3 separate regions of the Homo sapiens genome follow, and regions 1 and 3 are each linked to region 2. A link is a contact called in ENCODE Hi-C or POLR2A ChIA-PET data. All regions are on one chromosome and are shown on one strand. The core of a region is the stretch at or near the end of the contact, and the rest is flanking DNA. Distances in the headings are between cores, read along the strand shown. Region 1 overlaps PHC2 (polyhomeotic homolog 2). Region 2 overlaps ZNF362 (zinc finger protein 362). Region 3 holds the start of TRIM62 (tripartite motif containing 62).

Region 1 (3,510 bases), core at 639-3,138, 87 kb after region 2:
TTTTCCACACTTGCACTCTCTCTGGTCTCAGCATTATGACCAAGGTGCCCAGGTCATTTGGAATTTGGCTGCCTTGCTACTTCCTACCTCTGTGGTTTTTACCGCTGTGGTTTCACTCACGCTATTCCCCTCCCCTGAAATGCCTTCCTTCAATTTTTCATGTAACCAACTCCTTAGATCTTCAAAACAACTTGAGTCTCTCCTGTGAAATATGCACTGAATGCAACCCCCCCAACTCTTCTCCTCTTGCTTCCTTCAAATTAGGTTCCAGTGTCTTCCTTTAAGCCATCCAGCTTAAAGGCTGCTCCCAGAGCACTCTGTGCCTGCCTGTCTCCTAGCACTTACAACATAGCCTTACAAGAAAGTGATTTGCTTGGGGGTGGGATCATGTCATATTTTCCCATAATACCTTGTGCTTCGTTCCATAGATGTTTGTTGAATAAAATTGCTTGAAATGCACCATACTCCATCCTACTCCTCATCTGAAAGCTTAATCTCTACCTCATCCACAAATTTCTCACCAACTAGTTTAAAACATCAGCCACCTGTGATTTCACTTCAGTACCTTCCATCAATGGTGTCTATACTAATAATAGTGATTATTTATTGAGCACTTACTACTTGTCAAGCACTATCATAGATACTATGACCTCCCTTATGGTATAGGTATGATTATCCCAATTTTGTCAATGAGAAATATATCTAAGCAATTTATGTAAGGTCATCATAGAACTGGGATTCAAAACCAAGTCCGACTCCAAAGCCAGAGCGCTTCCCATGATCCTCTCTGCAACTTCACCTTGAGCCATTATTTCAGCCACACTGGGTGAAGTCCGTGTCAAAGCATACTAGATTTTCAGTTGAAAACGAACTGATATCTCTGAATTTAATTCCCTAATTGTTAATTAATGTCCATTTATACTTACAAAATATTCTATGTAATATATATATAAAGGATAATATGCTTGTGTATCCATCAACCAGTATGAGAAATCAAAAATTACCATAATCTCCCTTGTTTTTTCTATGCAAGAACGGAGACCCAGTGTGGGGGAGGTAAGTGACTTGGGGTGATATGGCTCCCCTGATTCTCATCCAGTACCATGGAAGGCACCTCAGGAAACCTCCTGCCCGCATGGTGGTGGTGACTTATCAACGAGAGAGGTGAAGTTTGCCCTGCAGAGAAACCAGAAGCTAGGGTCCTGCCATATGTCACTTTATTGTTGGTCTCCTAGTAGAAGGGAACTTGAGTTGGAAGAAAACATAATTAGTAAGTGTGGACCCATATAACAGCTTTAAAACTTTTTTTTCTACAGTTCCCCTTTTTGAACCAGAGCTTTCATATCTCCCCCTTCACACCTTCCTTCCGCTCAAAGTTCTGGCTGCTGGAGAGTAGCGGAGGCATTCTGCAGTCTCAGTAAGGGCTACTGAGGCATCTGTGGACTCTCCTTACATCCTTCCCTCTGGTGACCCACATTAGAAAATCTGAATCCTTAAACTTTCACAGTATCTAGGCTTTCAGTATTCTACCCACCCCTTTTCAATTTCCTTTTAATTCCTACTCTTATTCTTTCCTTCTCTTCCAACTAGTTCTTTATTTCTTCCCCAAGGCCACCCATCCCTGCGGACTCCCATTATAAATCACAGCCAAATCTCATTAATGGCTAACATCAAGAACTAGAAGTCTGTTTTTCTCTGGGTTCCTACTCACTGTGTGGTTTTGTATGAGCCCGGGCTCTGAAGGGCTATGATTCCTATTTAAGTCACTTCTCCCCTCCTAACTGCAATGGGCCACTTTGAATGATGTGCTGAATATAACTGGCTTGGATAGTGATCTTATTACAGGTCTCTGCTGCCCACAGGGCCTGAGACCAGCAGCTGGAGAAACGCTGATGGTTCTGCCCTCCCAGGAGCCGCCAAGTCTACGAAACACTAGGCCTTTGTCCCCAGTGTCAGGGAAATCCATTTGCTGTGGATTACAGCTGTGACAGAGGTTCCGGGAAAGCAGAGGGGAAGGATACTGAAAACCTCTCTCCAAATCTAGCCTAAAGCCCTGGGGTAAGGCAGGGTGAGGTTTTTCCTAATGGAATCAGAGCTGGGCAGGAAATGAGAAGTCTCGTCAGCCCCATCGTGGCTGCTGGTATTATCATGAGGCGGCTTGGTATGGAGAGTCTGAAGAGATGGGTGAACATATTCCTTTGCTGTGGCTCTGCTTCTCCTTTCTGGATGCCCCTCCGCCAGAGGCATAAGGCAGTAATAACAGAAGATTCAGACTCCCTAGACTTAGGGGACCTGGGGGAGGCCTCCTTACACCTCTCGGCTGCTGCATGAACATAAGTGTCCTGATTTGTTCCAGTCTGAAGCCACTGACTCACTGGGAGCAGTCCAAATGGATGCAGCTCAAACCATCTCAAAAGGTCCCTCCCTCTCCCCTGTCCTCTGCATGTTGCCACCTTTAGTGTCTCTAGAAACCAAAGTAAGTAAATGAAGGCCAACAAAAATAGAAGTGAAGGATGAGGAATTAAAGCTGGTCATATAGTCCTAGCAATCCAAACAGAATGATTTCATTGTGATGCAAAACACTATAAATTTAAATGAGTAAACTTTCTGAAACCTTACTGTTTTCTTCCTAATTTATAAAAGGCAGGTTATATCAAGTATTTCTATAACAAGGTGGTGCTGGTTGGTTGAAGAATATGAGGAGGAAAAAGAAGGATTTGCTGTCTTTTGGAAGGGATGTACAGTGAAAGCCACACTGTGCAGATGCTGAATGCTTGGGGACGGGATGGATGAGTTTGTCTAGACTTGGGCAGCCCTGGACTCACTGCTGTAAGGCAGAGCAAAATATATTCTGTGTCTTCTATGGGCCCCTAATCAAATATAAGCAGTGTCCTTATAAAAGAACGCCATGTGAAAACAGGCACACACGGGGAGAAGCCAGCCACGTGAAGATGGAGGCAGAGATTGGAGCTATGCTGCCACCAGCCAAAGAACACCTGCAGCCACCAGAAGCTAGGAAGAGGCGAGGAAGGACTCAGGGGGAGCATGGCCCTGCCGACACCTGGATTTCATACTTCCAGCCTCCAGAACGGTAACATGATACATTTGTGTTGTTTTAAGCCACCCAGTTTGTGGTAATTTGTTAAGGCGGCCTTAGGGAACTATTATGCTGCCTAATACTCAACCTGACCAGCCTAAAAAGGTCAACTGAAACTAATGGTAAAAAAGGGTGCAAAGGCATTAAAAACAGCCTCGTTAATATCATGGCTTTGTATGCTCCAAGGCAAGGCTTCTCAAAAATGTGGTCCCTTGGCAACTCTCCAAAAATGCAAATTTTCAGGCACCACTTCAGACCTACGGAATCAGAAATTCTGGGAGCAGGGCTCAGCAGCCTGTGTTCTCACAGCCTTCTGGGAGATTCTGATGCTGATGAAGCATGAGAGCCACTGCTCTAAGGGGCCCCACTATCCATTTGAATATGAGATTTAAAAGGGGCAGTCATCATTGATG
Region 2 (3,205 bases), core at 234-2,733:
GCCAGGCTGCTGAGCTCCATTTGTGGACATCATCACCCAGTCCACAGCTCCATCCTCACCTGGGCTGTTGGGCAGGTACAGGGTCATCAGCCCTCAAGTCACTGCCCCAGTGTCACCTTCCTCATGAGGCCCTTATCTCCGTTTAAAACTGTATCCCTCCTTCCCGTCACTCATGGTCTCCCCATCTTGTTGTTTTTCCCACAGAACTTACTACCTTCTACATGTGATTTACTTATTTCACGCTTGTTGCTTATTTCCTCCAGGCAGTGGCTTTTGTCTGTTTTGTTCATGATATATTCCAAATACCTAGCACAGTGCCTGGGGCATGGGTACCCAATGTAATGAATGTGAATGAATAACGATAACTGGCAAACGTTGAGTGCTTACTTTGTACCAACACTAGGCTAAGCCCTTTACATGCATTATCTGATGTTATCTTCACAAAGCCCGATGAGATAGGAACTGTATTTTTATACCCATTTTGCAGATGAGGAAACTGATGCTCAGTGGTTTGTCCAAGGTCACCCAGCTGGTTAATAGCCAGGATGAGAACCCAGGAGTGGCAGGGACAGAAGGAGCTCTCAGGAAGGACACAGAGGGGCTGAGCTTCAGGGCCATGCTGTCCCACATTCTCCCATTTACTGGGGTGACCATGCAGCTGTCACGGAGATGTGCCTGACATGGGGTAGGGACAGGAAATAAGTGTCTGGGGCCAATTAGAGGGAGATGTCTCCTTCTTCTTAGGGAAGGAGGCTGGGTGGGCAGGGAAGGTCCCGACAAAGCTGTGCATCTGTGTTCTTTGCAATATGTGGTCCGTAGTGTGGGGTTTTCAAAGAGAGGGGCAGCCAAATCAGGCCCTCTCCGAGGCCTGCACTGGGTTGCTGCAAGGGCTCTGGTGGTGGGCTGGGGACAGCTGGGACCTGTGGGAAGTAGGAGGCTCTGGTCAGACTGGCAGTGGAGGCCAGAGAAGGAAGGAAGAGCCATGGCCGTTGAAGTCCCCAGCTCTTGCCTGGGCTCACTCTTGGTCCTTGGGGAGCATGGGCAGGGTAGGGACCGAGAGGCTTAGGGGCCAGAGTAAGGACTTGGGAACTGGAGCGGTCTTGGGGTGTGTGTCAGGGACTTCGACCTTACTGGGCTGCCCATTACAGAATCCACACAGGCGACAGACCCTACAAGTGCCCACATCCTGGCTGCGAGAAGGCTTTCACTCAGCTCTCCAACCTCCAGGTGAGTGCCTGCCTGCCTCCTGCCCACCAGGTGCTCTGGTGCCCCCCCACCCACCCCCACAAGGAAGCGTAGGAAGGGGGTGGGGTGAGGGAGCCCTGTTCCTCTCCTGACCCCCTGCTGTGCCCCTACAGTCTCACCAGCGCCAGCACAACAAGGACAAGCCCTACAAGTGTCCCAACTGCTACCGGGCCTATTCGGACTCCGCTTCTTTGCAGATCCACCTCTCGGCCCACGCCATCAAGCACGCCAAGGCCTACTGCTGCAGCATGTGTGGGCGGGCCTACACCTCGGTGAGTGCCGGTCGGCCTGTGCCCTGCCCCGGGGGAGCCACTTCGTCTTCCAGGCCTCAGTTGCTTCCCCATTGTCAGATCTGTGTCGACTCTTCCCATTTTCCAGACAAATTGAGGCCTAGAGAAGGGAAGTGACACCCTGAGATCACAGGGAAGGGGAGAACCAGAGCTTTTGCTTCCCACTTCTGGTTTCAGCTACCCCTGACCAAGCCCCTAGCCTCCTGCTCACCTTTAGCCTGAGTCTCCGAGGCCCTGGAGTACTCACAGCAGTGGCAGGAGGCTTTTCACCTGCTCCGCAGAGCTACAGAGAGAAGCGCCTTCCTGTCACCCAGGAAGCTGCAACCCCCATTGTGGCCACAAGGTGGCGCAGTGACATGGCCCATAGCCACCCTCATCTCAGGAAAGGCCTGAGCAGCCCGGAAAGCTCAGAGCATTCAGCTCCCGTCCCTGGGTGGGAATTTCCCCAAACGAGGGCCTTTTGGCACCCAGAAATACCATTCACCCCCAGGCGAATCGCTTGAGTGTGTGCTTCTGTTTGATCTAATATTCTAGTTAACAGACCCCGTATCCCCGACATAGAGGTCACTGAGCCTCAGTTTCCTCATCTGTCAAATGGATGAACTCACAGGGCTGTTGGCTGGCAGAGTGGTGCCAAATCAACCTGAGCTAGTACCATTATTTATTCACTCAGTCTTTACTAAACACTTCTGCCTGGTGCTCGGGCATTGGGATGAGCCAGACAGATCTATTTTTTGTCCCCAGGGAAATTAAGAACTGTTGGAGACAAGTATTAAACAAGTACACACGTAACTGTTTGACGGGAAATTGTGTAGCTGCTGTAAAGCAGAGACTCTCGGCCCTAGTCCAGATGGACATTTGGGCCGGACCTTTCCACTGTGGGCGCTGGCCTGCACGTGGCAGGGCTCTGAGCAGCATTCCAGGCCTCCATCCGCTAGATGCCAGTAGCAACCGCTCCCCAAGTGGTGACAGCCAAAAAATGTCTTCAGGGATGACACAGAGGGGCTGAGCTGCAGGGCCATGCCGTCCTGCATTCTGGAGTCCTGCATCCTGGGGGACAGCATGGCCCTGAAGCTCTGTCCCTCTGTGTCCTCCCTGGGAGCTCCTTTTGTCCCTGCCACTCCTGGGTTCTCATCCTGGCTCTTTGTCCCTGGGGGGCAAAATCACCTCAATTGAGAACCACTGTGATAAAAGTGTGTTTTGAAAGACAGCAGGGAGGACACAATGGAGCTGGGAAGGGGGATGAGTCCAGATTGACCACCTGGAGGAGCAACACTTAGGTGAAGCCTTGAAGGATAATTGGATGAGGAGGAGAAAGAGGGGAAAGAAGCTTCCATGCAGGCGAACACTGAGTGCGAACCCCCTGAGGGGTAACAAACTTGGCACGTTACAAGAACTCAAAGGAAATTAGGTCAGTTGGGGCCTTGGGGCTCTGTTAGAAAAGTTTGGATATTTTTTCAGGTGGAATGGGAAGCTACAGGGAGGGGACTGTCAGGAAGGGTTTTTTTTTTTTTTTTTTGGTATATTTTAGAGACGGGGTCTTGCTATGTTGCCCAGGCTGGAATCAAAATCCTGGGCTCAAGGGATCCTCCTGCTTCAACCTCCAGAGTAGCTGGGGCTACAGGTGTGCACCACTGTGCCTGGCAGGGAAGGTATTTTTGCAAGGTCAC
Region 3 (3,088 bases), core at 295-2,794, 110 kb before region 2:
ATTCTAGCCCCCGTACTCCTCTTAGTCCTGATGCACATCTGATCCGGTCTCCGCCCCCACAGAACCCCCAGCCTGCCAGAGCTCAGCTACCCGGTTTAATACAGACCCATCCTCGCGACCTCGCCCTCAGTCTGACAGTGGCCCTGCCTTTGCCCAACTCTGATTCCGGTTCGTCCACAACCCTGCCCCAGCCCAGTATCTGGTCCAGTTCTGATCTCACTTGTTTCCGCCATCCCATCCGCATCCCCGACTTCTCCCTAACCGCGGACCAGCCGGTACTCCAGGTCTGTCTCAGATCCCTCAGGGTCCGGACTGCCCAAGGCCCCGCCCCCACGGCCCCGCCATGCGGCGGCCCCGCCCCTCCCTGCCCCGCGTTACTCCTGATAGGGCCCTGACCTTGCTGGCGGCCCCGCCCCAGGACCATTCTGACTGGGCCTGGCCCGCGGTCCAGCCCTGACCCCACCCCCCGCCCGGCCCCACCTCCAGCCCGGCCCCGCCCCTTCCCCAGGCAGGCCGGGTAGCGCACCTGCAGCTCGTCGAAGGCGTCGTCGATGCCGGTGACCTGATGCTGCTCGTGCAGTGCAGGCTCGTCGCAGAAGAAGCAGAGAAGCGCGCGGTCCGTGAGGCAGAAGAGCTTGACCTTGTCGTGCGCCTGGCAGGGTCGCGCGGCGCGGCGCGCGTTGAGGATGGCGTCCAGCGGGAAGGAGCTGTAGCGCTCCACGATGTTGGCCAGCTTGAGGCTGGGCGCCAGCGCGGGCTCGGCGAACGTGCGCCGGCACTCGGGGCAGTCGCGGGCGCCCTGCGCCTCCTGCCGCACCCAGTGCTCCGTGATGCAGCGGCGGCAGAAGTAATGCTCGCAGCCCAGGCTCACCGGGTCCTGGTAGATGCTCAGGCAGATGGAGCACAGCAGCTCGTCCTTGAGGCTGCACGCCATGGCGCCAGGGGCAGCAGAGAGGGGGGCCCGAGGGGCAGGGGGGCGGCTGAGAGAGCGCGGCGCTGTCGGAGGCAGCACCGAGGGCTGGGCGCGGGGACGAGGCCCGCACAGGCAGGGGTAGGAGCTACCGGAGAAGGGAGGGGGTGCTGTCCGGAAGGAGGGTAACGCGAGGAAGGGGTGCGCGGCTGAGACTCCGTGGGACGCCAGCCCGGGAGGGCAGTCTAGAGGTAGTGGGCAGCTCAAGGCGATGGGCGCTGGGAGGAGGCTGTGAGCGGCTGAGGGACGGAGATCCTGACGGGGAGGTTCTAGGGGGCGGGGCAGTCCTAAGGGATAGGAGCTGGGAGAAGGGGATCCCGGAGCGGGGTGGAGCCCTTAAGGGGGTCGAAATCCCGGGGTGGGGGCGGTGCGGGGAGGGCGAGAAGCTGGGGATGGGGAATCCTGGGGGAGGGGGCAGCCAGGCCGAGCCGTACATTGGCTGTGACCGGCAGAGAAGAGGAGGGGTGCCGGCCCGCTCAGCTGCCGGATCCCGGCCCCAAACCCTGGCCCAGCGCGACCCCTTACCCCCGCGAGCTTAGCAGCCACCGCTTCGGTCCAGCGCAGCCTCTCAACCCGGAACCAGCCGAATCCGAGCTGCCGGTGGCCGCGGCTGCCTCCCCGCCCCCGTGGGCGGGACCCAAGCAACTCCGCCCCCGCAGCGGGCGGGGGAGGGGCGGGGCCACCAGCCGGTTGACCCCGCCCCACCCCCACCATCCTCCAGCTCCCAGGGAAGCGAAGCCCAGCTGTTCCTTCGGGGTGTGTACTTGGAACTGCATCCAGGTCTCGCTTAGGGTCCCCGCGGCGAGGCGGAGCAGCTAATTTGAGAGCACAACAAATAAACAAGGAGCATCTTTCTGGATCATCGATTTGAAGATGTAGAAAAAATCATATTTTGTATTAAAACGAACAAGAATATATTTGGAATACAACTTCTGCATAAAATATAAAGATAAAACTCTTGAAATGCCCTGCTTGCTTAGAGCGAGTTCAAGGCCCTCACACTCCTAAGCCCTGGGGTCCCATTTCCTCTTCACTTTCTTAAGGAGTGCTTGGGGAGAAGTTTGGAAAGCCCTGGCTAACATCTGGCCCCGGAGGCTGCCTCCATTGGCAAACAATTCTGGAGTGCTGTATTTGTGTGTGTGTGTGTGTGTGTGTGTGTGTGTGTGTAAGGCGGTGAGGGGTGGAGCAGGAGAGAGGGAGAAAAAGTAATAGGAGAACTTGTCTTGTGTGCCAGATGGAGAGGGGATAAGGGATTTCTAGGCAGAGGAGACAGCCTGTGCAAAAGCATAGAGGCGTGAAAGGGGAGGGCGCAGTGAAGGAAGTGCTAGTAATTCTGTACTGTTGGGGGTGGGGTGGAGAAGGAGCCTGGGTGGGCTGGAGGGCATTGTGGGTCATGGTAAAGAATTTCTTGAAGGCATGGGGCTTTCAGGCAAGGGAATGACCTGGTCCGATTGGGTTTCAGGAAGTCTTGGAGATAATCATTATACCATCTGCAAGGTGAAGAAGACAGGGAGCTTTTCCAATGTGTCTGCGGATGCACAGCACTCAGCACACAGTAAAGGTGTGTAGCTGAATAACCGCATCAACGCCCTGGGTTGCAGGAGGAAGGAAAGACTGGGCACCCCTAAGGTGCTGTTGTCATCGTGCCTGCAGGAGGTGAGACCCGAACTGGGGCCTCAGCAGTGGGTAAGGAGAGAAGACTAGGGTATTGCAAGTACAGACACGGTGACATTTGGTGATGGTTGGATACGGGGGTGAGGGAAATGAGCCATAGAGGGTGGCTACCAGTTTCTGCCTCCTCCAGAAATATCTTCATTGGTGTTAAACTTTATTGAGGTACAGTTTATGAAAAAGCTCTCAGTTTAGTTCTCTATGGTTAACACTTTCTCCATCACACCCTCATCTGGCCCAGAATCTCCATCATTGCGAGAAAAATAGTTGGTTGCTCATGCAACAGCAGTTTCTCAACATTTTCTTATGGGCAGAGCCCTGATTTTGGTCAGGTGGCCCCCTTCCCCAAGTGACCCAAGGAAGGCTGACCCCAGCCCATTTCCAGGAGTGAGTCTTGTTTGGTCCAAGTCCATTATGGTGGTCTCATGGAGTGAGTCTTGTTTGGTC

What was found. A loop is a pair of places that touch in the nucleus more often than their neighbours do. ChIA-PET counts read pairs that join two places held with the same protein, here RNA polymerase II (POLR2A). Pooled maps may share reads with other maps.
Region 1: a map of endothelial cell of hepatic sinusoid shows a loop between it and region 2 (4-fold over the local background). The contact joins two enhancer-like sites. A Hi-C loop is called at or near these places in 3 of 168 maps with a recorded cell type or tissue (endothelial cell of hepatic sinusoid, heart left ventricle and psoas muscle) and 1 of 37 single-sample maps with no recorded cell type. POLR2A ChIA-PET finds 5 or more read pairs at or near these places in 1 of 52 experiments (AG04449).
Region 3: a loop to region 2 is called in a pooled map, with 4 times the contacts of the local background. The contact joins the promoter of TRIM62 here to the enhancer-like site in region 2. A Hi-C loop is called at or near these places in 1 of 37 single-sample maps with no recorded cell type and 9 of 50 pooled maps. POLR2A ChIA-PET finds 5 or more read pairs at or near these places in 3 of 52 experiments (SK-N-SH, WTC11 and naive thymus-derived CD4-positive, alpha-beta T cell).

What each region holds. Positions count from the first base shown.
Region 1 is chr1:33,380,868-33,384,377 of GRCh38, forward strand. All of the region lies in intron 1 of PHC2 (polyhomeotic homolog 2), which reads right to left. Among named protein-coding and RNA genes, the nearest start is that of PHC2-AS1, 32 kb to the left of the region's middle. Within about 2 kb of position 1,889, at least 4 of the 41 ENCODE cell types and tissues checked have a DNase peak (open chromatin) inside an H3K27ac peak, as active enhancers do.
Region 2 is chr1:33,293,789-33,296,993 of GRCh38, forward strand. It overlaps ZNF362 (zinc finger protein 362), which reads left to right. Exons shown (of 9, transcript NM_152493.3): 7 at 1,149-1,227; 8 at 1,359-1,517. Among named protein-coding and RNA genes, the nearest start is that of A3GALT2, 26 kb to the right of the region's middle. RefSeq lists an enhancer at 1,508-2,018. Within about 2 kb of position 1,484, at least 11 of the 41 ENCODE cell types and tissues checked have a DNase peak (open chromatin) inside an H3K27ac peak, as active enhancers do.
Region 3 is chr1:33,180,499-33,183,586 of GRCh38, forward strand. It overlaps TRIM62 (tripartite motif containing 62), which reads right to left and starts at 1,545. Exons shown (of 5, transcript NM_018207.3): 1 at 527-1,545. The coding sequence starts at 934. It also overlaps a transcript of ZNF362 not described here. RefSeq lists an enhancer at 68-237 and silencers at 320-519, 1,110-1,179, 1,410-1,719.